Regions from separate parts of the Mus musculus genome. Here region 1 is linked to region 2. The links are chromatin loops, found by intact Hi-C in ENCODE. Cell type or tissue: heart. All regions are shown on one strand. Each heading gives the region's core, and the rest is flanking DNA. Links, peaks and the distances in the headings are about the cores only.

The links. Hi-C counts contacts between places; a loop is a spot of excess contacts. Peaks named below come from ENCODE experiments on the same cell type or tissue, not always from the same donor. Only the 100,000 strongest peaks of a DNase experiment are listed, where the experiment ranks them.
Region 1: a loop joins it to region 2, with 2.5 times the contacts of the local background. A loop is called at or near these places in 3 of 42 quality-filtered maps.

What each region holds. Positions count from the first base shown.
Region 1 is chr2:125,464,249-125,480,279 of GRCm38, reverse strand. Fbn1 (fibrillin 1) reads left to right here. Exons shown (of 66, transcript NM_007993.2): 3 at 1,008-1,090; 4 at 2,685-2,783; 5 at 11,642-11,737; 6 at 13,582-13,677. Among named protein-coding and RNA genes, the nearest start is that of Fbn1, 34 kb to the left of the region's middle. In heart, for the core only: no CTCF peak of the experiment used is centred there; DNase peaks (open chromatin) are centred at 9,149, 9,479 and 10,663; H3K27ac peaks cover 1,809 bases.
Region 2 is chr2:125,403,868-125,419,898 of GRCm38, reverse strand. It overlaps Fbn1 (fibrillin 1), which reads left to right. Exons shown (of 66, transcript NM_007993.2): 7 at 7,096-7,293. Among named protein-coding and RNA genes, the nearest start is that of Fbn1, 95 kb to the left of the region's middle. In heart, for the core only: no CTCF peak of the experiment used is centred there; DNase peaks (open chromatin) are centred at 7,288 and 7,888; H3K27ac peaks cover 511 bases.

The sequences.
Region 1 (16,031 bases), core at 7,739-11,738, 59 kb before region 2:
GCAGTGTGCTCATGAGTGTAACAGCCATGCTATGTCCAGAAGACAGCAGTTCACAGCTCTGCTCCCCATTTTCTGGCTCTCACATTCTTTCCACCCCCCTCTCTCGTGATGTTCTCTGAGCCTCGGGTCAGGAGTTTAGATGTGAGCACTCAGAACACAAACCTTCTGATTAGCTCTTGTTGGCAACTAGCATCAATGTTTAGGCTTCAGGACACGCACGCTGAAGAGCTGAGTGCTTTTCTGTTGGTGTTCCGCCTTGCCTTTCAGATACAGGTATAGCCACACCTTCACCCAGCTCTCCCCAGGAACTCTTAAAGACCCACTTTCTGGATTCTGAACGGAGTCTTTACCCCAAGACATGTGACAAGTTGTCTGTAAACAGTAACGCCAAAGTGACACTGCTTTTATTTTTCTAGGGATTTCTGGTATTGACTGTTTCCAAGCTTTTGCTAAAGAAATATTTACATGTTTGGCCCTTATTTTTTTTCAGACTGATGGTAGAGTTTGAATTCCTGTAATTTTTGTGAAGGAAGAATGTGGTAATAGTTGGGAGGTGATCTGGGCCAGAGAGGGGGAAAACGTCATTTCTGAGAGTAGACATTGAAAACTTTGTAACAGATTTCAATGTGACCTTTCTGATCTGGGTTGGTAAGAAGTTGGCTTAATTTAGACCTGTACACATCGCTCCATGGATTTTGGCACCCGAGCATTTGAAATGGCAGGTATCTTTTTGGCATCTCCCAGTTTTCATTTCCTGGTGTACTGTGTACATGTTGGTGTTAAGGGGTTCCTACCATGCCAATATGTTCAATGTTCCAAATGTCCTAAACTACCCAACTTGATCAGGCTTCTATATTTTAGTGTTCTCTGTCTGCTGGGGTTTGCTTGATCACTTAGAGGGTTCTCTCTCTCTCTCTCTCTCTCTCTCTCTCTCTCTCTCTCTCTCTCTCTCTCATATTTGCTTATTTCTTATTTTTCAAAGTATGGAATTCTGTGTTTTGTTTCAGACCCAATGTCTGTGGATCACGTTATAATGCATACTGTTGTCCTGGATGGAAAACCTTACCTGGTGGAAATCAGTGTATTGTTCGTAAGTAAATGGATAACCTGTCACTCACTCAAATGCTATCGTGGCTTTCGTTGCATACTTGCTACTGAATACTATGAATGTGTTTACAGCTCAGCCTTCTGGAGATAAGAGTTTCCTATTTTTTCTGAATCCCATTTGGGGAACACAATAACTTTCCAAAGCACTGCCCTTCTTTAATCAGGGATTTCCTTTAGAACATTTCTAAATCTACAGAATGGAGCCATGGGGACTCTTTGATTACAGTTGTGTGCTGTTTGCACGTGCTGCTCCTGGCTGCATAGACGACTGTAATCATGCTAATGGGATTTTGAACAAGGGCTTCTCATTGCTCACTTCCTCGTTTTAATTTCTCCCTGTTTGGCTGTAATGTGCCTGGGCCTCCTCAAACCACCTACATTAAACTTGAGGGAAAGGGCAGGTCTAACTCTTGGACAAAGAGCAAAGGCAGTGACTTATTTTAATGGTCAAAGTCACGACTGGCTATGTCAGTACACACCACCATCTCAGAACTCCAGGAGCTGAGGCAGGAGGATCAAGAGCTTGAGGTCAGCTTGGGCTACTTAGTGAGACCATGTCTCTATAAAAACCCAGGCAAGGTGTTATGCACTTTAATCCTAGCACTTGGGAGGCAGAGAAGGTTGGATCTCTGTGAGTTTGAGGATAGCCTCGTCTGTCCATGCCAGCCAGGACTATACAGAGAGATCTTGTTTAATCACATGCATGTCCACACACCAAGAATAAAGAAAAAAATTTACTAGTGGGGTAGGGATGGTGGGATTCAGGGTTTTGTAAAGGAGCTTGGCAGTAGAGTCCTTTCCTCCTAGTTCTTTGGAATTCTCTGGAAAATTTTCACTAGGCATCAAAATAAATGTTGCTGTGATTCTATGATCTCTCATCTGGGAACAGTTTGTCATATCTATGAAACCATTTACCATGTTTCAGTTGTGTATTTACCCTGTTTATTATTTTAGCCCTTTTCATCATGTTTGCCTCTTACAGGCTCTCAAGGAGTTTGGGTAAAGGACCACAGAGTCTAACAAGTAGTGAGCGAGTCTTAGTTTGCTGAGAACTACAGCTTGTCTGCCATTTAATTTGCTCTAGAGGACACTAGCAGAACACTTGGCTCTGGGTGACACTGGTAGTGTGAGTGTCTCCTTGACTTGTAGAATCAATTCACAGTGGTGGATTCCGGATTCTCCCCTCAGGCTGCCAGTATAATTTGGAGCGGACCGACAATTAAATGTTTATAATAAAATCATATGCCAAGAATACGGTTATAAGATTTCCATTATTAAATTATAAATTAATATAAGAACAGAGTTCTCATGAGATTTTTATTTATTTGGTTTTCTCTTCATAGCCTGTCCAGGGACACTGAGCGAATGGGTTCTGTTGAATAAGAGAAAGGGAAAGAAATACCAATATCAATAAGGGAGTTACTGATTTCAAACTAGTTTCTTTACTCTGGTAGACTTGCTTTGTACATGAATACAGGAGGGGCAGTGGGCCCTGGGCCCTCATCTGAGCCTTGGACCCTATGCCTAGTTGTGTGCTGAGGAACTCTATGCTGACAGACTTCTGATTTGATTTGCAGCCATTTGCCGGCATTCCTGTGGGGATGGATTCTGCTCGAGGCCAAATATGTGCACTTGCCCGTCTGGTCAGATATCTCCTTCCTGTGGCTCCAGATCCAGTGAGTCTAACATGTCATTATAGACAATATTATTTTATGTGGTTATGCCCTATTTTCCCCTAAATTTGCTGTTAGGTTTTTTTCTTTGCCTGCAATACATTTCCCTCTGACTAGAACATCTGCCTTTTTCACTTTGCCTGGAATTCTTGGACAGGCATTCCTGGATCTAGCCTCCCACTTCTTTACTCTTTATATGAAAATTGCCTATGGGGTATAGTTACTAGGAAGAGCATAAAGATTATCACCTTCAATGTCACACAGCCCCCGTTCATCTCTGTATCTTTAATAGAAGCACTGGAGAAAAGTGTTCACAGAAATGGTCATAGAATGAACGGTTTTTTGGTTCCAGAAAATGAATCCCCCCCTTTTTTTGTGCTACCGAAAAATAAAACTGATTCAATGACAAACTTATTTGAAACTCAAGACATTTGCCTTTCTACAAGGAAACCACGAGACTCAGTGACATATGGACATACAGACATACAGACATGATATAAGCATGCTGTTTATTCTGTCTGGCCACACAAACATCCACAGTTCATGCTAGAGAGCCACCCTTCTGGTTTTACTGTTTCTTTTATCTTTAAGTGTGGTATCCAAAGTATTGAAAAGGGGGACATGTGGGGACCGGGAGGCTAGTCCTTTCTTAGTTGTTTAAAAAGTTAAAGTTCATGTGTGTATAAACAGTCCTCAAAATTTCAACTGTTGCCAAGGCAAAACAAATGTGTATTCCTATTTCCCTTCTAGTTTCTGGAGGAGAAAGTGCACACCCTTACTGCTATTCTATGTTGGATGGGATTTTCAGAGTCACTGGTGTGGTGCAAGTGTGTTCTTTTTTTGTCTGGTGCCAGGAGAGACTGCAGTGTGTCAAGATTCCCTGTCTGCTGAGAGGCCTCACATTGAGTTGTGGCTGTTATGAGCCCAGTGGCTGGCTCCAGTGAATTGTCTGGTACAGCAGATCTTCTTAGTGTCCACTCATGTCCCTTGGCGTTCATAGGGGAGCACATGAAGTCGGCTTGAAAGCTTGGTCAACATTTTTCTGTCCAGGGATGATCCAGAGTAGAGGAAGTGAGGGGTGTGGCCAGCTCAGTGGACACAGAAGCAACTTTCCATTGGTGACAGATGGAGCAGCTCTGGGGCTTCTGGGCTAGAGTTTGGATAGCTCTGAGATTTGTTCTGCACTACTTCCTAAAATTCCTGACCAGAACCCAGCCTCAGCCCATAGTTCGCTTCCTGGAATCACTCCCAAGCAAACTACCTTTGCTGAAATTGTCTCAGAGTCTGCTTCTGTGGAACCCAAGTAGAGCTGGCCTAATACTAAATAAAGCTGGTTGTAGATCAGGATAAAAATTCCCCCGTGACCTAGGAATCTTAACTCCACACACTGAGCATGGCATACTCGTACTTGATTTTAGCCTGGTTTTACGTGTGTGTGTGTGTGTGTGTGTGTGTGTGTGTGTGTGTGCGTGAGCTGACTCTACCCATCAAAGGCACCCAAACTGGAGGAACAGAAAGAGACAACCAAGTCAACTGGCCATTTCAGGAACATGCAGGGCATCTCTATGTGTACCCCAAAGACCCCAGACTGCCACTGAGGAGAGACAGCCTCAGTATGGGAAAGAGCAAAGTTATCAAAACGGGGATAAAACCATCCTCTTAGACTGGCCTCTCTTATCTAATGGTCACCTTAAGGGAAGAAAGTCACAGCTGAGTGTCCAGATAGAAAGTTAATCCAGTGACAATGTGAGTGCTGAAGATGTCTGTGAGGAAAAACCATGGGATGTGGACAGGATTTTAACAAGGCTAGAGATGGTCCTGGTATGCTTCAAGCTAGTCATGAGGTTGGAAGAAGTATATCAGTAAGGCCCTAGGCCAGATGTAAGCTAGAGATTTGAGTCTGGGTGTTATGGGTGGTGCTTCCTAGAAAGTTTGGATCTGTCTGGGTGCCTGGACTTTGGGCAAAGCCCCAGAGCCAAGTGTAGATCAGAATAGTGTGTAGAAAGACTACTACTTCCTCAAGATCTTTGAGGTATATGGAGTCTTAAAAATTATTGGCTTGAACTCTCTTAGAATTAACATTGTCTTAAGAGCATGAAAAAAAATTAAAGTTGGCAATATTTAAAAAAATTAAGTGTAGCTGAAGATAGCCAAAATCCCTTTCTGGTTTTTGGAAATGATGTTTATGGATTAGTTGTGTTGTGTTAGAGAGGCGTGGTCATCCTGTAAAAGTTGTCTGTGCATATGGATCATTTGATAACTCTCCTGCTAATGCTAATGGGATAACATCCATCAATGAGATATTGTCATTCAAATACCTGTTCTTCTAAAAGGGCCCAGTTCCCAGGGTATCTAACCTTTTGGTCTTGTGACAGAACACTGTCATCTACAGCAACCCTGGGGCACTTGCAGCCTGCAGGCTTCAGGTTGGGCAGGTCTGATTTCCATCATTTTTACTACTCCGTCCTATGGAAAAAGAAACTCTAATTATTATGTGATGGGGGATGAAGGGTTGTGGATCTCTGACCTCTTATTGTTCTGGTCTGATGGAGGAAAGGCTGGAAGGAAGCTGTTCTTGCAGGTGGTGTTTGACTTGAATGGCCCATGAATCCTAAACGGGAAGACATCTCTCCACAAGTTTTAATCCCCAGCCGGCGATTCTCATGGGACCAGAAGGATTCAGCTTCCCTTAGACCTAGCAGGACTCTGGCCACTGGCCACTTAGGCTCACAAGTTGAAGAAATATTAGACAAAACGAGAGCTGGGGTTTTTCTTTGTTTGTTTTCCTTCTGGATTTTAATTCCAGTTCTGGTTAGGACCCTATTTAAGTTTCTGAGTCCAGGGTTGGATCCTGAGCAATCCTACTTCTTATAAAGTCCTACCATGTTTATTAAATGAGTTTACAACCCTCCTTAAATATGTATGTACACATACATTTGCAAATTCATATTAGCTTGCAATACTAGGATAAAGAACTGTTTCAGGGGGCTGGAGAGATGGTATAGCAGTTAAGAACATTTGTTCTTCTTGCAGAGGACCCAAGTTCAGTTTTCAGCATCTATAACAGTAACTCACAACCACCTGTAATTCTTGATCCATGGGCTCTGGCACCATCTTTTGGCTTCTGTGATACAGGCATAATACTCATAAAATTTTTTAAAAAGGAAGGAAGGAAGGGAGGAAGGGAGGGAGGAGGGAAGAGAGGGAGGGAGGGAGGGACAGAGAGAGGAAGAAAGGGAAGGAAGGAAGAAAGAAAGGTGATTTAGAGGGCTGGCTTAGTGGTTGGGACTCTGGCTGCTCCGCAGCAGGACCCAGGTTCTTTTCCCTGATGCTCTTGCCAGGTGCCTCACAGCTGTCAGTAAGTCCAGCTCCAGGTAATTTGAAACCTTCTGGGCTCCTTAGGCACCCATGCCCATACACATAAGTACAATTTAAAAAATTATCTTAAAAAAGAAAAATGTTTCAGGCTGCCATAACTAAATATCATGGAACTTTATTTTATGGTTTTAGAAACTGGGAGTTGTAATCAGGGCCCTGGAAGTTTTCATATAAGGGTACATATTCATAGCTGTCGCTCTCTGTATATTTCCACATGACAGCAGAGTAAACAGTCTCCTGGTCCTCCTTGGAAGGGACTGTCTCAGTTATTTCCCCACTGCTGTAATAAAAATACCCCAGAGAAAGGAATTATCTCGCTCACAGTCTCAGGCTAGAGTTCATCACTGAAGGTAGGTCAGCGTGGCAGGATCTTGAAGCAGGAAGTCACATCCCATGTACAGTGAAGAGTAGAAAGCATGAATGCAATGCATGCATGCCATTGCACTCCTCACTTTCTCCATCTCTGTTCAGTCCTGAATCCTAAGCACGGGAATGGTGGCACCTGCAGTGGACAGCTACTTACCCTATTATCCTAGCTCTGTCTGACCTGTGATCTGCAGACATTTCCGAGCAAGCCTTTCTCCATGGTTTGCTTTTTCCGAATCAGTAGGCTCTTCCACCAAGCAGGATTTTAAAGCCAGTGCACTGTAGCTTATCAGCCCTTCCTCTGCTCATTCATGCTTCTGGCATCCAGCCCCAGAATGTGTTGCATAGTCTTTGATCACAGAGATTCCTCTCTAACTTGTCTCTAACTGTTTATAGTTTTACATCAACATCTGTGGTTTCCATGGAGATACATTTTGTGTTAAGAATGAGGTTGGGGTTAGGGTCAGCTGTTACCTATGGGTGTCCAGTTGCTTCAGAAGAAACCAAAATTCTGTCTTTAAGCATTTAGTTTTGCCATGGTTTGTCTCATAAAGGTTGAGGAGATGGTGGGAGCGATGAGTGTTCCCCAGGGAAGGTTCCTCAGGTTGTTGGATGTCCTGGAAGGAATTGTCCTTTGTGGCCTTTCCCCGAGGTGAGTCATCTTACCCTGCCACACACTCCTGCCAGTGTGTGCTCCTTGTAGGCACAAGACAATGGGGCTGAAACTGTAAAATGGAGTCTCCAAAGGTATGAGCCAGCATGACCCCTGTCTCTCTGCAGGTCGATTAGTCAAGTGGTTGACATAGAGATAGGAATCTGACTGACAAGATTTACTTTTGTGGTTTGTCAACAGTCTCTTGGGTGTGCTTTTGTGAGTCTGAGCTCTCTGCTATGCCATTGATCTGTCCCTTCTCCACTGTCACACATGTGATAAAATAAATCCATACTCTTGCTTTGGTCTTTCTTTCCGAATCCTTTCGGTAATCCTTCACCTGTCCATAACAAGCTCGGGCTGACCACACCTATTCCTTCACAGCCTTAGCATATTTTGATAGGAATTATATTAAATCTGCATATCAAATGGAGGAGCACTCCTATCTCACGGGAACCCGCCCTTTTCAAGCTTTGTCGTTTTCTGTTTAATTCGATTCCAGTTGTGTCTAGGGACACTTCTACTTCCAGCATAGATCTGAGACCGTAGGAAGACCAAGGAAGGTTAAGAGTGTGGTACAACCATGTGCCAGGATTGTGAGAGGGCGCAGAGGAAGAGATACTTGTACCATAGCTTCTCTGAAAGGCTTGGCTCTAGAAAACACATTTTAGGGATCTGTAGTGTTTACACTGACAGGGAGGAGCACCCAAAGGCTGTCCAGACTCATCCTTTACACTTGTTGAATTAGTTTTCTCTCTACACAGACTTTACGGAAACTTATGGCAGATGATACTTCACCTAAACTTTTCTGAACAGCTCAGGTGACTTTTATGTTTTGGAGGTGCTCTGGCCTTGTTTTAAGCTGTGTGAGTCTGTAGACACCCACAGATGTTTATGCACCTAAGGGAATTATCGGTCCAAATGAAAACTGTCTGTGTCTTGCAGTGACTCAGGCCACCTCAGTGGATTGTTGTCTCAGGTGTAGAGGCTAGAGTTTGGTCTGCCTATTTCATTTTTCTGTTTGGGCTTTTCCCAGTGCTGAAATTAAAGCACACATTCAGTTGCTTATTTGAAAATTTCCTAATGCTCTCTCTGGGGGCTGAGCCTGCCTAGAGGGTGATGGTTGAGATGTTGAGATCCAAATGTTGGCCCTGCATCTTTCCCTTCCTGTGCTGCATGCATGCCATTCCTTTCTAGTTAGTCATTTTAATGAGTTTGTACCGCACTTTCTAAAGACAGGCTTTGAGCTCTTCCTGCGACCTTCTCAATGGAAGATTTTCAGTGGGTGCTTGTTGAGTGATTGAAGGGACCGATTCTGAAATGAATACAATACTTATTTGGGACCTTTTGTGGCTGCAGGTAAATGTGGGCCGTGTCTGTTACTTCTAGGTTGTGGATCCTGGTGTGAAATGATCAGAGGTTCTCTGGCCATCTTTAATGGGACTTTTTCATTAGGGGTCTGACTGCACAGGTCAGCTTCAACTTGCACAATGACTGCTTAGACTCTCTTAGTATTCTGTTTCTGGTAAAATCTCAATACGGGTTGAGTTTAGGCATGTGTCTTGACATGGGTTTTTTAGCACATCCATTGATGGATACTGCATCCTATGAGTGTGAGTAGAACTCATAGTCTGGTCCCTCTAAACAATTTCCAGATTAGGCGGCAAAGGCAAAGCCTTGTCAGAGATACTAGGTTTGCACCCACCTTCTAAAATAACTTTTGAGATGAAGTCTCAGTCTGTAGATTATGGGAATTTACTCTGTAGCCCAGGCTAGCCTTGAATGTATGCCAACACTTCCACACGCCAGCCTCAGTCTACCCAGTGCTGAGTGTTTGTACAGACAAACCACATACCAGGCTTGCTCCCACTTTTAAAGGAACACTTTTTCCTTAAGCTCTAGGACCCATCTATGAAAGCAGTGATGGAGGCCTCCATTCTGCTGATAACCCCAAGGCCCACTGGGCAGCGTGACCACTGGGCTCACAATGACTTTTGGCCTTCCAAGTCTCACAGGGTGGTTTTGTTTTTTATAAAGGAGAAAGAATATTTTTAACCTGGAGAAGTTTCAACTGGAAAGAGGGGGTTTAAGGAAATGAAAGCTGTATCAAGGGAGGCTTTTGATCTGTCACGTTTCAGTGTACACAGAGTTGTTCTTCCTGGAAAGGAGATTTTGCCCTGACTTTCAATTTGAACAAGTAACTGGGAAGCCACTGTGCAAGCCACTGGTCACTCTTTCCTTTTTTTGTTTGAAATTGCAGAGTAGCTAAGCGGCTTTGTTGCTCGTGTGGGAATGGAAATCGGGCCTTGGCATGAGCCACTTTAATTGAAATCAGTTTGTGCACTGAGTTTGCTCGAAGGATGACGTCATTTCCTGCCCTTTCCCAGTCCTTGCTGTTTTTCTAAGATAGCATGGAACTAAGCATAGCACTGAGTTTTAAAGCAATTGTACACCATTTCCTGACCCACTTAGAATAGTATCCAAAGCCTTAAGCGTATTTTTTCCTTTCTATACTTGTAGATTGTTTTAGAGTTAAAAAGCATTTGGCTTAGAGGCTTTAATGGAGCCTAAAGTAACCGTTTGTCTGCATGGTTTGCTTGATGTCTGTAGCAGGGGGAGCTATTAGCGCTTGTAGATGGAGGGAAAAAGGTTAAAATGTTTGAATCATTATCCTCTTAGAGCTATATAGGCACCTGGGACACACGGGGCAGCTTCTTAACCTGGGTTACTCTTCCAGTCTGCTCATCAAACCAGATGTGCAGGGTTTCATCATCTCCCGTCTGGCTTGGGAGGGAGGGCAGAGCAGAAGTCAGAGAGGAGCAAAGAAACAGAGAGGCATTTAAAGGCTGATGGAGACTGGTGGGATTTGATGAGAGCTTTAGTTTGGTCCCCGAGAGCTAGGGACAAAGAAACAGGAGAGGTTAGGAGGGGTTCCACAAAGGGACCACCTCAGAATACCTTGCATTTTTAATGACTCATAGTAGGCATTCAGATTTATTTGTCAGGGGACCGAATGATCTGTTTCCAGGTCAGGAGACTGTTCTGGGAGCTCTGATGGGTTGTTTAGGGCCCTACTGGAGAGGCTTTGAGTGCTGAGGTGCAGGGATCTTCTAGCTCAGGAGAAATGGAGCCTTTTATGACATTCCAGGAAGAGAGCAAGATTCTTGAAAAGGCAGATCACTTTCAACTCTTTGTGTCTGAGAGGCTGCAGTAAGAATAGGAGTTCAATTTTTCATTTTTCGGCTGTCGGGCTAGGTTGACCTCTGAATATTTGTAGCTCTTTAGACAAATGTCCTTTCCTCACATAGCCAAGTAGTCATTTCTTAGCACTGCTGCGAGGACCTCTCACAGATGAGGTTGGCTGTGGGGAGGACTCTCTTGTACTCTAAGGGGAAGAGTACTCTGGCTTGCGCATTCCATGAAGACAGCTTAAGAGTGCTCAGAGCCCATTGACTCCTGCTTCTGCATAGTCGGGACAGACCTCTGTTCCCTGCTGAGCCATTTCCACTGGGAATTGACTCCCACACATAGGACACACCAGAAAAAAAGCCAAAACTCCAGCTTCCAACTATGGCCTCATATTGAGAAGTGTCAACAGGACTCATGATTCCCTTAGCCAAGCCTTTAGTCTCCTCTAGGTAGGGTAGTTACTGCTTCTAGCAACTAGGGATCAGCTGGACCTTTTGAAAATGCTACCAGCACAAGATAGCTTACATGCTAGAGGAGAGAGCATGTTCTGTGACTATGGACATCTCTCATAGGAGGGTCTACCAGATATTTCTAAGACTCCACTTTTAGTGTGTCACTGCATTAGCATATCACTGTCTGTCTCAGGTCTGATGGTATCCACCCATAGTCTAGGATTTAGAAATGCACACTTCTCTAGGTGAGAATGTGACACAGAATGGATTTGAAATACTGATGGTCTTTCATTTAACGTTACAGTTTAAATGAGCAGCGCTTTCTAAGTTCAACTCTCTGTCCATCAAACATCGTTGCTATTGTAACGCTTCTAGTATGTCCTTTTAGCCTGCCATCAAAATGGAAGAAAAATGGGTGGAAAGTATTACTCCAACCTTTTCCCTGGCCAGATACTTTGAACTCTGAATCTTTTCATGGGAATCATTGCTACCTCAACCTTGTCCTGGGGCCATCACTCAGACTCTCCTTTCTTATTGGTATAAATTACAGAGATGACACTGGAATATAAATTCTGCTAAATTAAGGAAGTCATTTAGTCCCATTAAAGCAAGTGCCAAGGAAAAAACCCACATTGCACTGTAAGTGGTTTTATACATAACATAATGAGCCTCGATAATTAGGACCCTTCTGCTATCTGCATGATATATGAATCTCGATGAATTATTTTATTTTTGTCAAATAGCCACAAGTCATGTCAGGTGAAATGTTGCCACCTGCACACACAAACTGCCACACTAAGCCTTTCCTCTCTTTTTATCCCTAGTCCAACACTGCAGCATCCGCTGTATGAATGGGGGCAGCTGCAGCGATGACCACTGTCTGTGCCAGAAAGGGTACATCGGCACTCACTGTGGACAGCGTAAGTATACCGTGTGGTAGATGCTGGTCACACGCAGACCTGTGGAATTATGAGACAGGTGCTGGGAATTTTCTTTGATAACTCAGGGCGCCACATTTTCGCAGATGTCTCGGGACCCTTGCAGATGGACAGATCACCCCAACATTTAGTGGCAGTCTTCCATCCCGGGGTTGATAGTAACTTGCTTGGTTTACATTCTTTTTGTTTGCCTTTACCACCTGCCTTGCCTCACACCTTAGACTTATAGGTATGAAATACTTCTTTTAAAAAAATATTTGACAGTTATTTAATTAATAAACTACATACCCCATCCTTTCCCACTGTAGGGCTTCATAATGTTAGCTCATCTACCAGATGGGGCAAGTATCACCATAAACCAGTTTTAGAGCATTTTCATCCCTTCAGAAAGAAATTTCAGCCTAAGTTCCACACATTTGCCTCTTGATTTGCTGACTGTCTCTACCTGAATTTTCAGGAAGTATTTCAAAACAAATCTCATCTCTCTTTCCAAATTTTTTCCTTGTATTGACTAATTGTGTCTGCATATCTCCAGCTCCCCATGACGGACTCTGCTACACTCATGCTGACTGGATGTCTAGTTTGCTTGTTCACTCACAAGCACCATTGATTGTGTCTGCACTCTGCTGGTCCCCGCACACTGCTTAGAATAGCTGTTCATCTTATGAGCTTCTTCATTACCGTAGGATGAACTATTCACACTATAGAAAATCTTGGAAAATTCATTATTAGTAAAACAAAACTACCTATAGTTCTATAATCTGAATACTCTTTCTAGGCCCAAGATAGAGCTTTTATAGTTAATATTTTATTATTTGTGTTTTCTTGTCAATTATTATTTCACAGTTGTGTTAAATTCTACTATACATATGCATACTTAATAAAATGTTATTGTCCATGTTCTTTTGAATTTTACCATTGTATGTATATGATGGAAAATGCTACTGTAAATAAATCAGCACCTATATTATGCCCAGTGATTATCTCCACACTACTATGTGACAAGAATATTGAGTTTTGGGCAGCCCAACTTGGAAAGAGGAGAGAGTCACAGCAGCCCAGCTGGAAATTAATATGGTGGCAATTATTCCTTGACCAGCTAATTCCCCAAGTAACCACACAGAGACCTTTTAATATTTCAAAGCTTAGGTCTTTTCTGGGCAGACTCTCAACTAGCTCATCTAAGTTAATCTGATCATCTAGCCTTATCCAGACTTCCAGGTCAGGAGTCACACTGGTCTTCCCTTATATCTCCTGATGAAAGACCTTTCTCTTTTCTTCTTCCCAGAGTTCCTTTCTCTCCCAGGAAGTCCTGTCTTCCACTTCCTGCCCAGCCGATTGGCCATCAGATTTTTATTAAAGCCAACCAGAGAATGCCTTAGATAGGCGAGGAAGGACAGAGACCCAGCTTCACACAGTGAACCTCAACAGAATCCCAGACTTAACATTTGGTCACTTGCAGTTAATGGTGCTATCAGCATGAACATTGCTGCTCCTTAGGGACGCCCTCTCAAAATTACACATCAGTCCTAAGCAAGAGTCCACTCACTCACATGAAGTTTGTATCTGGTGAGGCGAGTTTGAAACATGCACCTTAGATGGAGAACTGAAAGCATTTCTCAGGGGCTGCACACACTGAGATGAGACCGTAAGCATGACCCAGGTACAGAGTCGGCTGTTCAGGGAGCATCCTATGGTGATCTGCAACTGTGGGGTGTCTGCCCAAAGCAACACTGAGGGGAGATCATTCCCATTGTGTTTGCTGCCCTTTCTGAGTGGAAGGGTCCAAGTGCAGCATCCTGAGACTTTCTCTCCTTATCTTGCAGCTGTCTGTGAAAGTGGCTGTCTCAACGGAGGGAGGTGTGTGGCCCCAAATCGGTGTGCTTGCACGTACGGCTTTACTGGACCCCAGTGTGAAAGAGGTAAAGTGTTTTCTAAGTGATTTGTATAAAGGCATTCTGGTGACTAATCTGTTACTGGTTTATATTGTCATCGAGTGTGTGCAGCTACTTCCTGAAGTTGGCTGGCCAGGCTTCTGAAATGTGACTGAAGAGGTCTCCAGGATGCCAAGGATACCCAGGCTCTGGGTTTGCATGCTGCGCAGGTCTTGGCAGTGGATGCAGTGTTTCATAGTTAGCTTACACAGAAGAAGGGTGGGCACCAACATACAAAGAGGACAATTTCCCATACAGGTGAAATCATGAACTTCACATGATCCTGTAGGTTCGAGAAATGCATTCCCACAAGAACACACATAGAAAGGGAAATGTGTAGGATGAAAAAACACACTAGAAGAGCCACTGACCCTGGCAGCAGCTGGAATGACAAACACGGAGTCCACGGTTAAGTGCAGGGGTCTGCTAAGTAGCTGGGCTCAGCACTGTGTACTCAGTGTGTAGCCCAGGAAGTGTGGACATCTGTTCTTGCCCTTGCCTACAAAAAGCCACAGCTCAGAGATGTCCAGGAATAGCCTTAAGGCCAAATGAGTATCAATAAACTTTCATTTGAATCTGGATTTTTCAGTTTCAAATTTACTGCTCCATGTTCCTATCAGTTAAAAGAAAAATTTTGCCTGCTTTGCCTAGCTAATACGATATTGACTTATTTGGGGATGCATAATGTTCTTAATAGATGCCAGCTTCATTTATCATTTTGTCTCTACATTCATAGTCATTTTCTCATCATTTCTAGTTAAAATTTTTATTTTAGTGTTGTTTTAAAACTGGTCTTTAAAGTAATTTATCTGTTTCTCTGCATGTTATATATTGTATATGCACATGTATGCACACCCATGTTCTACATGTAGAGTCCAGAAGAGGATTATGAATTTACACATAAGCAGACTGCGCACCAAGATACAAAGGGACAATTTCCCCTATTTCTCCTTCTCCACCTTGCGTATTGGTGTTAGGATCTCTCCCTGAGCACAAAGCTTTCTGTTTTGGCCAGCCTGGCTGGCCAGTGAGTTCCCAGAATCTACCTGTCCCTTCCACGAAATGCTGGGGTCACGGGGATCCACTCCACCATCACACCAATCTGTTATATGGCTTCTGAAGACTTGAACTCAGTGACTCTGACTTCTATAGCAAGTGCTCGTACCCACTGAAGCATCTCCCTAGCCCTACCATTTGTTATTTAGTGAAGCTTAAAAGGTTTGTGTTATATAAAGCTGAAATTGGAAATTCTCCAGAGCTGGGGATGATATAGCACATGCTTTTAATCCCAGCACTTGGGAAGCAGAGAGACAGAGGTAGGCTGATCTCTGTGAGATGATGGCTAGCTTGGTCTACATAACAAGTTCTAGGACGGCTAGGGCTATATGGAGGAATCTTGCATATATATATAAAAGAAAATTCCTCAGAACTTTTCAAAATTGCAATGATCACTCTTCTCCCAAATTGTATAAAGATCTTATTCTAAGATGGAAAGCAAAGCTAATTATGATTGTGATTGACACATGTCACTCAAACCATGGAGCTGAAACAAAGAGCACTGCAGTATGTGAGAAGTTGTTTATTTTTCAATGTTGACATAAATTCAGTTGTTTTCTAATATACCAAAGGTACATTTTGATAAGCAACTCTAGGGCAGTTGCTATGATTGTTGGATAAACGACACAGTATTTCTGTTCTTTGGCCCACTCTGAGTGTAATGAGTGAGGCCATTGTGCTGTATATTGACATCTTTTGGAGTCTGTGTTTAAGTGTTTTCCCTTTATAACCTGTGCACATATATTACTGACCTGGAGCTAAGACATATCCAGTGGCACCCTAACAATGAAGGACAATTTGTAATAGATAGTAGCCTTCTGTGGCCTTACTGTTAGCTCGGTGAAGATGCTACCGATTAAAATTGTTGATGTATGGCTTGGTGGCATGTGAAGGGAACACTTTAGACATTGTTGCTGAGTTTAATTTGTTTTGGAGAAACAATGAATAAAATAAACATTCTTCTTCAAACAAAGTGGTCCAAGGTTGTCTGCAAAGAATAATTGCTTCCCATGGTGGGAGGTGCTGATGTGGAGCACCTAAGGGATTTCGAGCTGTTGATATTTACCCGTTACTATTTCAAAAATGTGATGTTTGCCAAAGATGGAGAAATGGCCTGAATGCATGAGATTACCAAATTACTAATCAAAGTGGTGAGTTTCGATGTGGAGTCTCCAAGTTTAGGGTGTATTTAAGTAGCCTTCACTGAGATGTGGAAGGACTTGGCCACAGAAGAGTAGCGACTGTGGCAGCTTTCCAGATAATGGAGAAGTGGAGGCTGGGGACAG
Region 2 (16,031 bases), core at 6,360-10,359:
CAAACAGCCTCTTATCACGTGTGAAGCCAGGCAACCTCCCAGCTCAGACCGCCACTCTCCTTGTTGCCAGTGCCCGGGATGCCTGTGCTACACTGTGTCCATCTTGTTGTCAACCACCAACCTGTTCCTTTGTCATTTTGTCTCAGTCTTCTTCCATCATCTTGCCATGCCTGTAGGAGTTATTTGTAGACTAAATCACAACTTCATATATGAAGTTTTATTTAATGTTTAATGTTTAGATTTATTTTGTTCACTGTTGTTTTGTATGTGCACATGTACGTGCACATATAATATGTACGTGTATGTGTGTGGAGGGGTGCGTGTGCCGTGGTACGCATGAGGAAGTTGAGGGACAAGCTCATGGAGTTGATTTTCCTCCACCTTTATGTGTGCTCCAGGAGTTGAACTCTGGTCACTAGGTATACACAATAAGTCTTTTTTTTTTACCAGTCTTACTGGCTCTGACATTATTTTAATTAATTAATTTATTTATTTATTTATTGACCATCTCCTATAGTAGATTGTAAACTCCATGTGTGCAGGGATTTTGCTGCACTCCTCATTGATACAGCATAGCTACTCCTTAAAGGTTGTTGAATGAAGAACTAAGCCCCCGATTCTTAGGTTGACTCCTTAGAACTAAGCACTGAGATTAAAAGATGCTTTTGTGTATACAGTACAATTGTTTTTCTTATTCTAATATGCACATAAAATAAAACTTATCACTGTGACTATTTTAGACAGGCCATTTGGTGGCTTTCAGTAAATTCCCCTTGTGAGGCAACCATCTCCAGAAATCCTGTTTTAAGTTAAATGTATTTTTGACAGTCCTATACATGCGTGTAGTGCATTCTGCTTGCATCATCTGTCCACCCTCGATTATCTCTCTCTCAACACTGTCAACCCCTCTCTTAAAAGTCTTTCTTTCATTTTTTTATGTCCTTTTTTTAAAATTTTGTTATGTGGGCTGGTCATGAGGGTGTGGTGTTGAGCCAACCACTGGAGCATGGTGAACTTGCCAGTGGCTTCACCACTGAAGACAATGATTCTACTCCCTCAGGAACTGTCAGTGTGCGTGGTTTCTCAGAGAGCGGCTAGGTTCCATGAAACCCTCCCCTAGTGATAGGCCTAGTCCTCTGCAGGCCCAGAGCAAGCAATTGCAGTTGCCGTGAGAACAAGATTGCACTGGCCACATCCTTCCCAGACAATGGTGTTTCACAATCCTCCCCTCTATCATCTGGCCCTTACATTCTTTCCAGACCCTCTTTCCAGATGTTTCTGAGCCTTGAAGGGGTGACACAGATATTCTTGGAACCGAGAACACTCATTTGTTCTCAGCACCTTGACCAGCTGTGGACCTCTGCAGTCATTGCTGCAGAAAAGCAGCCTCTCTGATCAAGGTTTCCTAAGGATATAAACAGAAATGTTTAGAGGACAGTTTGACAACATGATGGTTTTGAAAAGGAAAGCAGCAGATTCATCCCCTTAGGCCTGTGACCTCCTTTGACCTGGTCCATAGCTCTAGGCATGAGATCCCTCCTGTGGAGTGGGCCTCAGATCCAATCAGAAAGCACTTGGTTGTCACCACCACAGTCAAGCAGCTATTGCACCAGTGAACACATCTTACCTGGCAGGTTAGTGTCAGAGCGGGGGCGTGCACACCTGGGCAAGATTGTTGGTGATTCCCCCTCACCCCTGGTAGCCTTGTGTGTAACATCATAGTAAGGCAGCCACAGCCATTAGTGAGGACGTTTCTAGTTCAGTTTCAGCCTGATTTCCCTCTGTCTTCTAAGCAAGCTGTGTGGTGTCTTCAGCAATAAGATCTTACCATTAAGTTCTAGTGGTCAACCAAGAACAATTCCAGTGCCAAATATGGGATACTTCCTTAGGACTTGTTGGTCAGAGAGATCCAAAAGGCTCGCAGAAGAATGTTTCGTTTTAATATTGATCTACTACTGAACATCTGTTGAATGATAGAATATTGCATGACACACCTGTAGAATGAGTCCATGGCGAGGCTGGTTGGGATAGGGGCAGGGCTCTAGTCACCAGTATTTCACAGAAGCCCAGGGTAAGTGACAGGAACAAGACATAGCAAAAGCAGCCACAAGGCTGCTTCTGCTTACAGTCCTGAGAATTCCCCCTTTTGGTTTCCTTTCGAAGCTTTCTGAACTCCTCCCTCTGAGGATGAATTAAAATTCTATTGGTCAGCTTTCTTGGGAAGAACATGACTGGTCTGACTTTCTCTGACATGAATAAATTGATATCTTAATCTTCTATATGTAATTGTATGAAAGGAAGGGTTTTAAATAATTGGAGTCTAGTACCCAAAATTACATCCCTCTGAATCTCTGCAGCTTGCGGTTCAGTGGCTGGGCAAGAGCGACAAGAATTTACTGACCGCAGGAGCACTCTGCCTGTAAGTGATGAGTCTGTGTCAGGGTGAAGTCTGGTTATGAAGGCAAGAGAACCAACTCTACAGTCCAAGCGGTCTGAGCTGCAGATGTGGGAGTGAGCTCAGCATCCAGGACCACAGCTGTATGGCCTGAACTTCAGCCTAGATGAGGTGGCTTCATAGGAAAAGGTGCTTGTCACCAAGTCTGATGAGCTGAGTTCAGTCTCTAGGAACCACATGGTAGTTGAAGAGAAACAGTTCCCATAATATGTCCCCTACCTCTACTTGTGTGCATGGTGACACACACACACCATATCCCCCTTCTTCAATAAATCTAATACAGTTTAAAATTATTTTTAAGTGTAGGTTTGTGTATGTGTGTGGGTGGGGGGTATATGCCCACGAGTGCAGGCATCTGCTGAGACCCAAGGTATCAGATGCCCCTGGAGCTGGCGTTGCAGATTATTTGAGCATGTGACTTGGGTGCTGGGAAGTGAACTTAGGTCCTCTGCAAGAGCGGTACGTGCTTTTAACCTCTGGACCTTCTTTCTAGTGGGACAAAATTAAAGCAACAGAACAAAAGCCTCTCAATCTTAGAGGGCAAACTAACGGTCAAGCAGCCCTTGTGTTACCCACTCACAAAGGACCGCAGAGAGGCAAGATGTCCCAGAAGTGAGGGAAACCAGTTGATACAAACGAATCTTGCATTTTAACTTAAAAAAAAAAAAAACAAAGCAAACCCAACTTTGGAAGAGTTGGCCAGGTGCCCTAGTTGTTGAAGCTCTTATAAGGAAGTAGTTTTAGAGAGATTTGCAAATAGAAAATCTTTCTAATACCATGCTCTACTTCATTACGAATAATAACTTCTGTTGAATCCAACAGCGTCCGTGAGACAGTCTCTTCCTACCACTGGCCTATATGTGAAGAAATATTAAAAGAGTTGTAAATTTAGCTTAGTATCACATAGGAGCCATGGAAAGAGTTATACATAATTAGATTGTTGGTAAAGAATTGGGAGTGTAGGTAAAGTTCTTCTGTGGTTGGAATATTGAGTAGGAACAGGGTTAACTTTTAAAACTTACTAAAGAACACAGCTAAGCTAAACTTACTAAACAGAACTTACTAAAAACCACAAGCTGCCAAATCAGAATGACATTTTAAAGCCCTGCTAATACATCATTTGCCTTTCAAGAGATTTCTATTTGCAATTGCATTTCCCCCAGATTACGCTACCTTCTCTGTAGTCATCCATTTTCCCAGAAAGTATGGATCTCAAGTACGCTTGCCAACAGGCGCTGTCAAGCAAACAACTTCTAAGTTGATTCCAAAATTACTTCATCTGTGGCTGTCAGTTTCTAGTGTAGACGTGTGTGAAGTCTATAGATTCTATTCTGTGCACTCGAGCTATTTGCCAAGTATCCACTATAATACTGAAGATAAGTCCCTGTGTTCTATAGTTGCCTAATGGGTATTGTGGAAATTAACAAGTGTCCTCTCTGCTCCATGGGTTTCAATGTTTCATTTTGACCCTGGAAAAGTTGTGAAGTTTCTGGGTTTTTGGATGTGTGTGTGTGTGTGTGTGTGTGTGTGTGTGTGTGTGTGTGTATGTGTGTGAAGAGATTCTAGCCAGGCATTCACACCCCAGGTCCAGAGTCAGTGTTATGCATAGTTGAATTGGCCTTTCTTGGCATCATGTGATATTCCTGATGTTTGCTGGTTCTACCCACAAACACCATGTTCATGTTACTCTGAATTCTTCCACCACTCATGCATATGATACTCCATAGGATATTATTAAAATGAGCACAGATCCAAGCAGTGATAAAGGGAAACTCATTGGTTAAAATCCACATTCCTTTATGCTTTTCAAACAATATTGAGAATGGCATGCTAAAGCATTTGTACTTGCCTTAGTAAATTAGCAGAAAAGAGACGAGGCTATATTCTGCCTTGTTCCATTGCATAGGAATATTGTATGACTCTGGCCTTGGTTTAAGATACTGAAAGTGAGACAAATCTTGATGGTTGTTGCATGAGCTGAACACATTGAATGATATGCATAATAATGAAGAATTGGAAGTGAGTTCGATGATACACAGTAAAAAAATGATTGAATAAATTACATCATAGCTTGATGAAAACTAGGCAACACTAAAACTCATATTTTGGAATAGTATTTAATTACTTGGGGGAATATTTTGGGTAACATTTGCTGAAAGAAACCAAGATTCTATCTTGCAAACAAGATTATAATCATGTTATCATTATGTTGTGGTTTAAGTGACACACACATGGTCGATTATGTATAATGTAATCATATATAATAGTTTGTATACAGTTAGATTTATTTATGTCTCATTGCCTTTTCCTGATTGTCTAAAGTACTTTCTTCATCTTGAATAAAAGTACATGATAAAATATTGAATAATAAAAGAAAAATTAGTCGAGTCAAGAGACAGCCTGCAGGAAATTGATATCCATAATATATAAAGAATTAAAAGAACTAAATGTCAAAAATGCCAAGTCATGCAATTGATAAAAAGATGAAGTCAAAATATCACTTTTTGCAGGTGATATGATAGTATATATAAGTGAAGAAATACATATTCTTTAGCCACCAGCAAAAAGCAGTTCTAAACTACAATGCTGAAATTCTGTCTCAACCCAGTCAGAATAGGAAACAGAAAGCCACAAATACCTGGTGAGGATGGGGAGGGAAGGGATGTTTTTTCACTGCTGGCGGGAATGTCAGTGAATGCAGTCACTATGGAAATGGTTGTGCTGCTGCCTTGTCAAACTCAGCATAGAGCATCCAGCCCTGCCACTCCTGGGCACATATCCCCAAAGGTCTAAGTGAGCACACTGAGAGACACCTGCACATCTTGCTTGTTGGGGCACCAAAATGGCCTGTTATAGAAGCAGCTTAGGAATCGACAAATGTGATATCTATGAACAGTAAGGTGTCATTCAGCCATAAGAACAAAATTATGTCATTTTCAGGAAAATGAATGGAGCTGGAGATCTTATGACAGCAAAATAACGTAGACTCAACTATTGCATACTTTCTCTCAGATGTAGAATGTGGATTTTTCAACATATACATACATATATTCAAATATATGCATATATGTATATTTCATTTACTTATATATGAATAAGAACAAAAATGGTAATGGAATAAAGGGGAAATACAATATGAATGTATGGAAATCCTGCTATGAAACCCATTAATTTGTATGCTAATGTTTAAAATGATAAATAAAATAGATAAGTACTTATTAAATGTTCATGGGGCCATGTTTGTAAAGATGACTTCCATTTCCCATTTTGTCTCCATAGTTATTGTATATGAGTGATATTGTGGCATTCAACCCCAGAGTTCAGTGACTTCTTTTTTTTGGGAGAACAAAATGAAGGCTGAGATTTTAGTCAGTAGATAATTGTTACTTTTTAATCCCTTGTAAAACTTAGAACCTATTGATTGAAGATGGCAAGCTTTGAAACAATCCAGCACATTATATAAAGTATCATGGTCTGCCTAAAATCCAACTATAGGCAAAATTATTTTTAAATTATTTTAAATCTTTTTTTAATTTAAAAAATGAAAAGCCAGTAGAGTACAATATGTACTCACAGTGAAGTGGTGTGCCTGCTTAGACCGGGGATGTGGGGTCTCAGTCACAAAGGTACCTGCCGCCAAGCCTAGGTTTGACCAGGGATGGGCATGGTGGAAGATGCCCACAACTCTGACCTCTACATGCATGCCGTGGCATGAGAGTGTCCCCTTAAAAGCGCGAGCACGCACACACACACACACATGCAGATGCACACACATGAATCAAATATTAAATCAGTCTAAACATGTCTGCTTCATTTAGCATTTTTCTTTGACAGAACTTTCAGTGTACTCTTCTCTAGCTTTGGAAACGCACGTTCCATTAGTGCTATCTGCAGTCAACCATTGTGCTGACTAACAGGTACTCAGCGATAACCTCTCCCCAGCCCTTCCTTCGCCCTGTTTGCTTTTAGGAACCACTGTTCTTTCTACTCGCAACTTCTGCCTGGTAACGTTTAAAACCCCACCTTGGAATGACAGGCTGTGGCACTTGCCTCTCTGTGCTTCCCTAATTAATTTATCGTTAATCAAAAACCCCGCTGATTTCAAATGGTGGGATTCTATCTTTTTCATGACTGACTAATACTTAGTGGAACATACCTACCACAGTTCATTCATTAGCTGACAGACACACGGGTAGCTTCCATTCTTAGCAATTATGGACAATAGCAATGACCATGGAGTTCATATGTTCCTTTGACACATGAATTTCATGCCACTGAAATACAATGGTACATGAAAGTCTGGTGCAATACAGATACCTAGGTGTTTTCTAGACCAACTGATTGGATAGTAATGCCAGGATGCTGTGTTTCCCTCAACATTCAGGCTTATAAGGAATTTCCCTAAATTTATCTGATCCTAACAAGGGCATCTTTGAATGGACAGGAACCAATGTTTTCCCCTCCTTTGTAGGTGAGGAAAATGGAAGTTAGGGGTGGAAAGGTCTATTCAGACTTTACACAGAGCCAAGGATGTGGGAGCTGCTGGAAGTTCTTGTCTGAACTTGGACCTGCAGGATGGGGCACAGCTGCCGGCCCTTTCTCCTCTGAGATTTGACGAATCTCTTATTCTTTACTTTCAGATTACAGAACAGGCCCATGTTTTACTGTGGTAAGCAACCAGATGTGCCAGGGACAGCTCAGCGGGATTGTCTGCACCAAAACACTTTGCTGTGCCACCGTGGGCCGAGCCTGGGGCCACCCCTGTGAGATGTGTCCTGCCCAGCCTCACCCCTGCCGCCGCGGCTTCATTCCCAACATCCGCACTGGAGCTTGTCAAGGTAAAGCCGCAGTATTAACAAGGAACAGTCCTGTTCAATAGAGGGCCACGCCCGGGCTGCTGAAAATGCCTTAGTCCCTGCTGGAGGGGGACAGCTCAGCTGCTGAGAACTCCCATCCCCTGCCTCCGGGTACAGCTGAAACCTCAGTAGCCAGATTCTTGGAGTCCGGAAGGTTTGCTAAGTCTGTCTGGCCAGCGGGCCCCTCTGGCCCAGGAGTGGTTCCGTGTGCTCTGGCTCAGGCGTAGCAACTGTGTTGGGGCTACGCTGTACCTAACGGCGCTGCCTTGTAGAAACACAGCGAACAAGGTAGTGGTTGTTGTTTTCTCTTCATCTGAAACTCTTAGAGGCCTGAGCTCCAGGTTGCACTTAACTGACCTAAAGAAAATTGCTCCTCTGGACATTTGACATGCTACATTAGGGCTTGTTTGTTTGTTTGTTTGTTTGTTTTTAACAAGTCAGAAATAAGTTAGAACTGACTTCACTGTTTTAAATGCCCCCAGATGTTGTCTTAGTACTCTTCTGCCCTCCCCTAGAATTCTGGTTTTGGCTTTGCCTCTGCTCCCCCAGCTGTGTAAATTCTTCCATTGTCTGGATGTCTGGCAGGAAAGAGGAGGAAGTGAGCAGAGGCCACTCCACTCTAAACTGATGGGCCTGAAAACTCGCAGGCTATCTCTGCTTCCTTTAGATGGCTGCGGTGCTTTTTTTAGACAACTGCAGTATTTTCATAAAACTCACAAAATATGCTTTTTCTGAGGCAACTAGGTAGTAGTTTGGCTCAGTTCCTTGTGTTCATTCTAAAGATTAGGATTCAGGACAGCAGGATTCGAGTTGCTCTCATCTGTGTGTGCGGTGGGCAGCACTAGATTGATTGTGCCTGGCTTCCAGACACGACTCCTCTGCGTGCCCTTGGATGTGCCCCTCTAAATGTCCGGGAGCAGCCAAAAGACTCTGTTTTAAAATCCTAGAGTTGGTCGCCATCTTGGTCCGGGACCCGCCGAACTTAGGAAATTAGTCTGAACAGGTGAGAGGGTGCGCCAGAGAACCTGACAGCCTCTGGAACAGGCAGAAGCACAGAGGGGCTGAGGCAGCACCCTGTGTGGGCCGGGGACAGCCGGCCACCTTCCGGACCGGAGGACAGGTGCCCGCCCGGCTGGGGAGGCGACCTAAGCCACAGCAGCAGCGGTCGCCATCTTGGTCCGGGACCCGCCGAACTTAGGAAATTAGTCTGAACAGGTGAGAGGGTGCGCCAGAGAACCTGACAGCCTCTGGAACAGGCAGAAGCACAGAGGCGCTGAGGCAGCACCCTGTGTGGGCCGGGGACAGCCGGCCACCTTCCGGACCGGAGGACAGGTGCCCACCCCGCTGGAGAGGCGGCCTAAGCCACAGCAGCAGCGGTCGCCATCTTGGTCCCGGGACTCCAAGGAACTTAGGAATTTAGTCTGCTTAGGTGAGAGTCTGTACCACCTGGGAACTGCCAAAGCAACACGGTGTCTGAGAAAGGTCCTGTTTTGGGCCTTCTTCTTCGGCCAGGAGGAGGTCCAAATACAAGATATCTGCGCACCTTCCCTGTAAGAGAGCTTGCCAGCAGAGAGTGCTCTGAGCACTGAAACTCAGAGGAGAGAATCTGTCTCCCAGGTCTGCTGATAGACGGTAACAGAATCACCAGAAGAACAATCTCTAAACAGAGTCAACTATAACTACTAACTCCAGAGATTACCAGATGGCGAAAGGTAAACGGAGGAATCTTACTAACAGGAACCAAGACCACTCACCATCACCAGAACCCAGCACACCCACTTCGCCCAGTCCAGGGAACCCCAACACACCTGAGAACCTAGACCTAGATTTAAAAGCATATCTCATGATGATGGTAGAGGACATCAAGAAGGACTTTAATAAATCACTTAAAGAAATACAGGAGAACACTGCTAAAGAGTTACAAGTCCTTAAAGAAAAACAGGAAAACACAATCAAACAGGTAGAAATCCTTACAGAAAAAGAGGAAAAAACATACAAACAGGTGATGGAAATGAACAAAACCATACTAGACCTAAAAAGGGAAGTAGACACAATAAAGAAAACTCAAAGCGAGGCAACACTAGAGATAGAAACCCTAGGAAAGAAATCTGGAACCATAGATTTGAGCATCAGCAACAGAATACAAGAGATGGAAGAGAGAATCTCAGGTGCAGAAGATTCCATAGAGAACATCGGCACAACAATCAAAGAAAATGGAAAATGCAAAAAGATCCTAACTCAAAATATCCAGGAAATCCAGGACACAATAAGAAGACCAAACGTACGGATAATAGGAGTGGATGAGAATGAAGATTTTCAACTCAAAGGTCCAGCAAACATCTTCAACAAAATTATTGAAGAAAACTTCCCAAATCTAAAGAATGAGATGCATATGAACATACAAGAAGCCTACAGAACTCCAAATAGACTGGACCAGAAAAGAAATTCCCCCCGACACATAATAATCAGAACATCAAATGCACTAAATAAAGATAGAATACTAAAAGCAGTAAGGGAAAAAGGTCAAGTAACATATAAAGGCAAGCCTATCAGAATTACACCAGATTTTTCACCAGAGACTATGAAAGCCAGAAGAGCCTGGACAGATGTTATACAGACACTAAGAGAACACAAACTGCAGCCCAGGCTACTATACCCAGCCAAACTCTCAATTATCATAGAGGGAGAAACCAAAGTATTCCACGACAAAACCAAATTCACGCATTATCTCTCCACGAATCCAGCCCTTCAAAGGATAATAACAGAAAAAAACCAATACAAGAACGGGAACAACGCCCTAGAAAAAACAAGAAGGTAATCCCTCAACAAACCTAAAAGAAGACAGCCACAAGAACAGAATGCCACCTTTAACAACTAAAATAACAGGAAGCAACAATTACTTTTCCTTAATATCTCTTAACATCAATGGTCTCAACTCGCCAATAAAAAGACATAGACTAACAAACTGGCTACACAAACAAGACCCAACATTTTGCTGCTTACAGGAAACTCATCTCAGAGAAAAAGATAGACACTACCTCAGAATGAAAGGCTGGAAAACAATTTTCCAAGCAAATGGTATGAAGAAACAAGCAGGAGTAGCCATCCTAATATCTGATAAGATTGACTTCCAACCCAAAGTCATCAAAAAAGACAAGGAGGGACACTTCATTCTCATCAAAGGTAAAATCCTCCAAGAGGAACTCTCAATTCTGAATATCTATGCTCCAAATACAAGAGCAGCCACATTCACTAAAGAAACTTTAGTAAAGCTCAAAGCACACATTGCGCCTCACACAATAATAGTGGGAGACTTCAACACACCACTTTCACCAATGGACAGATCATGGAAACAGAAACTAAACAGGGACACACTGAAACTAACAGAAGTGATGAAACAAATGGATCTGACAGATATCTACAGAACATTTTATCCTAAAACAAAAGGATATACCTTCTTCTCAGCACCTCATGGTACCTTCTCCAAAATTGACCACATAATAGGTCACAAATCAGGCCTCAACAGATTCAAAAATATTGAAATTGTCCCATGTATCCTATCAGATCACCATGCACTAAGGCTGATCTTCAATAACAAAATAAATAACAGAAAGCCAACATTCACATGGAAACTGAACAACACTCTTCTCAATGATACCTTGGTCAAGGAAGGAATAAAGAAAGAAATTAAAGACTTTTTAGAGTTTAATGAAAATGAAGCCACAACGTACCCAAACCTTTGGGACACAATGAAAGCATTTCTAAGAGGGAAACTCATAGCTATGAGTGCCTTCAAGAAAAAACGGGAGAGAGCACATACTAGCAGCTTGACAACACATCTAAAAGCTCTAGAAAAAAAGGAAGCAAATTCACCCAAGAGGAGTAGACGGCAGGAAATAATCAAACTCAGGGGTGAAATCAACCAAGTGGAAACAAGAAGAACTATTCAAAGAATTAACCAAACGAGGAGTTGGTTCTTTGAGAAAATCAACAAGATAGATAAACCCTTAGCTAGACTCACTAAAGGACACAGGGACAAAATCCTAATTAACAAAATCAGAAATGAAAAGGGAGACATAACAACAGATCCTGAAGAAATCCAAAACACCATCAGATCCTTCTACAAAAGGCTATACTCAACAAAACTGGAAAACCTGGACGAAATGGACAAATTTCTGGACAGATACCAGGTACCAAAGTTGAATCAGGATCAAGTTGACCTTCTAAACAGTCCCATATCCCCTAAAGAAATAGAAGCAGTTATTAATAGTCTCCCAGCCAAAAAGAGCCCAGGACCAGACGGGTTTAGTGCAGAGTTCTATCAGACCTTCAAAGAAGATCTAACTCCAGTTCTGCACAAACTTTTTCACAAGATAGAAGTAGAAGGTATTCTACCCAACTCATTTTATGAAGCCACTATTACTCTGATACCTAAACCACAGAAAGATCCAACAAAGATAGAGAACTTCAGACCAATTTCTCTTATGAACATCGATGCAAAAATTCTTAATAAAATTCTCGCTAACCGAATCCAAGAACACATTAAAGCAATCATCCATCCTGACCAAGTAGGTTTTATTCCAGGGATGCAGGGATGGTTTAATATACGAAAATCCATCAATGTAATCCATTATATAAACAAACTCAAAGACAAAAACCACATGATCATCTCGTTAGATGCAGAAAAAGCATTTGACAAGATCCAACACCCATTCATGATAAAAGTTCTGGAAAGATCAGGAATTCAAGGCCAATACCTAAACATGATAAAAGCAATCTACAGCAAACCAGTAGCCAACATCAAAGTAAATGGAGAGAAGCTGGAAGCAATCCCACTAAAATCAGGGACTAGACAAGGCTGCCCACTTTCTCCCTACCTTTTCAACATAGTACTTGAAGTATTAGCCAGAGCAATTCGACAACAAAAGGAGATCAAGGGGATACAAATTGGAAAAGAGGAAGTCAAAATATCACTTTTTGCAGATGATATGATAGTATATATAAGTGACCCTAAAAATTCCAACAGAGAACTCCTAAACCTGATAAACAGCTTCGGTGAAGTAGCTGGATATAAAATTAACTCAAACAAGTCAATGGCCTTTCTCTACACAAAGAATAAACAGGCTGAGAAAGAAATTAGGGAAACAACACCCTTCTCAATAGCCACAAATAATATAAAATATCTCGGCGTGACTCTAACGAAGGAAGTGAAAGATCTGTATGATAAAAACTTCAAGTCCCTGAAGAAAGAAATTAAAGAAGATCTCAGAAGATGGAAAGATCTCCCATGCTCATGGATTGGCAGGACCAACATTGTAAAAATGGCTATCTTGCCAAAAGCAATCTACAGATTCAATGCAATCCCCATTAAAATTCCAACTCAATTCTTCAACGAATTAGAAGGAACAATTTGCAAATTCATCTGGAATAACAAAAAACCGAGGATAGCAAAAACTCTTCTCAAGGATAAAAGAACCTCTGGTGGAATCACCATGCCTGACCTAAAGCTTTACTACAGAGCAATTGTGATAAAAACTGCATGGTACTGGTATAGAGACAGACAAGTGGACCAATGGAATAGAATTGAAGACCCAGAAATGAACCCACACACCTATGGTCACTTGATCTTCGACAAGGGAGCCAAAACCATCCAGTGGAAGAAAGACAGCATTTTCAACAATTGGTGCTGGCACAACTGGTTGTTATCATGTAGAAGAATGCGAATCGATCCATACTTATCTCCTTGTACTAAGGTCAAATCTAAGTGGATCAAGGAACTTCACATAAAACCAGAGACACTGAAACTTATAGAGGAGAAAGTGGGGAAAAGCCTTGAAGATATGGGCACAGGGGAAAAATTCCTGAACAGAACAGCAATGGCTTGTGCTGTAAGATCGAGAATTGACAAATGGGACCTAATGAAACTCCAAAGTTTCTGCAAGGCAAAAGACACTGTCTATAAGACAAAAAGACCACCAACAGACTGGGAAAGGATCTTTACCTATCCTAAATCAGATAGGGGACTAATATCCAACATATATAAAGAACTCAAGAAGGTGGACCTCAGAAAATCAAATAACCCCCTTAAAAAATGGGGCTCAGAACTGAACAAAGAATTCTCACCTGAGGAATACCGAATGGCAGAGAAGCACCTGAAAAAATGTTCAACATCCTTAATCATCAGGGAAATGCAAATCAAAACAACCCTGAGATTCCACCTCACACCAGTGAGAATGGCTAAGATCAAAAATTCAGGTGACAGCAGATGCTGGCGAGGATGTGGAGAAAGAGGAACACTCCTCCATTGTTGGTGGGATTGCAGGCTTGTACAACCACTCTGGAAATCAGTCTGGCGGTTCCTCAGAAAATTGGACATAGTACTACCGGAGGATCCAGCAATACCTCTCCTGGGCATATATCCAGAAGAAGCCCCAACTGGTAAGAAGGACACATGCTCCACTATGTTCATAGCAGCCTTATTTATAATAGCCAGAAACTGGAAAGAACCCAGATGCCCCTCAACAGAGGAATGGATACAGAAAATGTGGTACATCTACACAATGGAGTACTACTCAGCTATTAAAAAGAATGAATTTATGAAATTCCTAGCCAAATGGATGGACCTGGAGAGCATCATCCTGAGTGAGGTAACACAATCACAAAGGAACTCACACAATATGTACTCACTGATAAGTGGATACTAGCCCAAAACCTAGGATACCCACGATATAAGATACAATTTCCTAAACACATGAAACTCAAGAAAAATGAAGACTGAAGTGTGGACACTATGCCCCTCCTTAGAAGTGGGAACAAAACACCCATGGAAGGAGTTACAGAAACAAAGTATGGAGCTGAGATGAAAGGATGGACCATGTAGAGACTGCCATATCCAGGGATCCACCCCATAATCAGCTTCCAAATGCTGACACCATTGCATACACTAGCAAGATTTTACTGAAAGGACCCAGATGTAGCTGTCTCTTGTGAGACTATGCCGGGGCCTAGCAAACACAGAAGTGGATGCTCACAGTCAGCTAATGGATGGATCACAGGGCTCCCAATGGAGGAGCTAGAGAAAGTACCCAAGGAGCTAAAGGGATCTTCAACCCTATAGGTGGAACAACATTATGAACTAACCAGTACCCCTGAGCTCTTGACTCTAGCTGCATATGTATCAAAAGATGGCCTAGTCGGCCATCACTGGAAAGAGAGGCCCATTGGACACGCAGACTTTGTGTGCCCCGGTACAGGGGAATGCCAGGGCCAAAGGGGGGGAGTGGGTGGGTAGGGGAGTGGGGGTGGGTGGGTAAGGGGGACTTTTGGTATAGCATTGGAAATGTAAATGAGCTAAATACCGAATTAAAAAAAAAAAAAAAAAAAAAATAAAATCCTAGAGTTGCAAAGGACCGATCTGAGCAGGCGTCTCTTTTGATGTCGTTTTTTTCCCCCTCCTTCTTAGAAAGTCTCCTTGAGTTTTGAGGAATTTGTTGGTCATTGTATTTTGAAGTTGCTAATAGCCATGAGCTGTTGGCAGTGACTAGGGAGACAGACCCTCACTTCCTGTCAGTGAGCTTCCTGTCAGTGAGCTTCCGGTCAGAGGTCTGGGAACCAGCAGAAGAAAGAGACATGGAAGGAGAAGAGAGGGAAGGCAGATAGATTCTCCTCAGCTCGATAGTCCTCTCGTACAGTCTGGACTTCCCCCAGATTTACTTCCTGTCCCTTCTTGACTGTCCATCAACACCTAGGTGGGGAAGACTAAACATTTGTTTGGCAAAAACTCATGGCTTCAAAATAGCAGCTTATATGGTCACTTGCAAAAAGGACTTTTTTCTTTTGCTGGAGGAGGTTCTCGAAGTGTTATATGTAGCCAGGGTGTCCTCTCACTGGTGTTTTTAGCCCTTGGGCCAGATGCAGGCTGTGGGCAAATGTGTTGTTAGACACAGATGTACAGGCATAGTCTGGGAGTTCATGGTCAATGGGGAACTGCCTTCATATTGGCTAAAACTCATGATCAACAAGACTATCTAGAGTTGCCTCTCTGACTTTAAAATTGTGATTTCAAGTCATGTTTTAATAAACATTCAGAAAAACCCTGATCTAAAATAAAAATGAAACTGGCTGTAGAATATAATCACAATTGTTTTAGTATAGTCATTGGTGGGTCAGAACATTCTATTAAAACGGTGACACTTCTATTCCGAAACAAATATTTCTCCTCTGGTTCTCCTTTAATTGTGGGGTGACTTTTCCCAGCAGCATAGGGTAAGAGCCTGGAAATGTCACTCGCTCTGTTGCTTCTCATACCATCAGGGCCTAGGGAGGGTACTGTGCTCACTTATGTCTACAAGACAGTCTAAGATAAAGATCCTTAACTCCTGTTGGGGATCTTTATTGAATCAGTATTTTCCAAATGAAGAAACTGAGAGAATACACTTGTATACATTGTCTTCACAATGGAATCCAGGCAGCCAACACCATGGAGGAGGAGGAGGTTTCTGTTGGAAAGGTTAATTTAGGACTATATATAGAACCAGAGGCTAGTCTCTAGGTCCTTAGAAAGGGCATTGAGCGTGGTGGATTGAGTCTGCTTCGGGGAAGCCCATGTTGTTGAAGAATAAAACACATTCATTACTAGGATGGTTGGTGGTGAGTACCAGGGGCTGGATGTTGCTATCACAGTAGCCATAGACTAGTGAACAGTCATAGGCTTTCTCTGA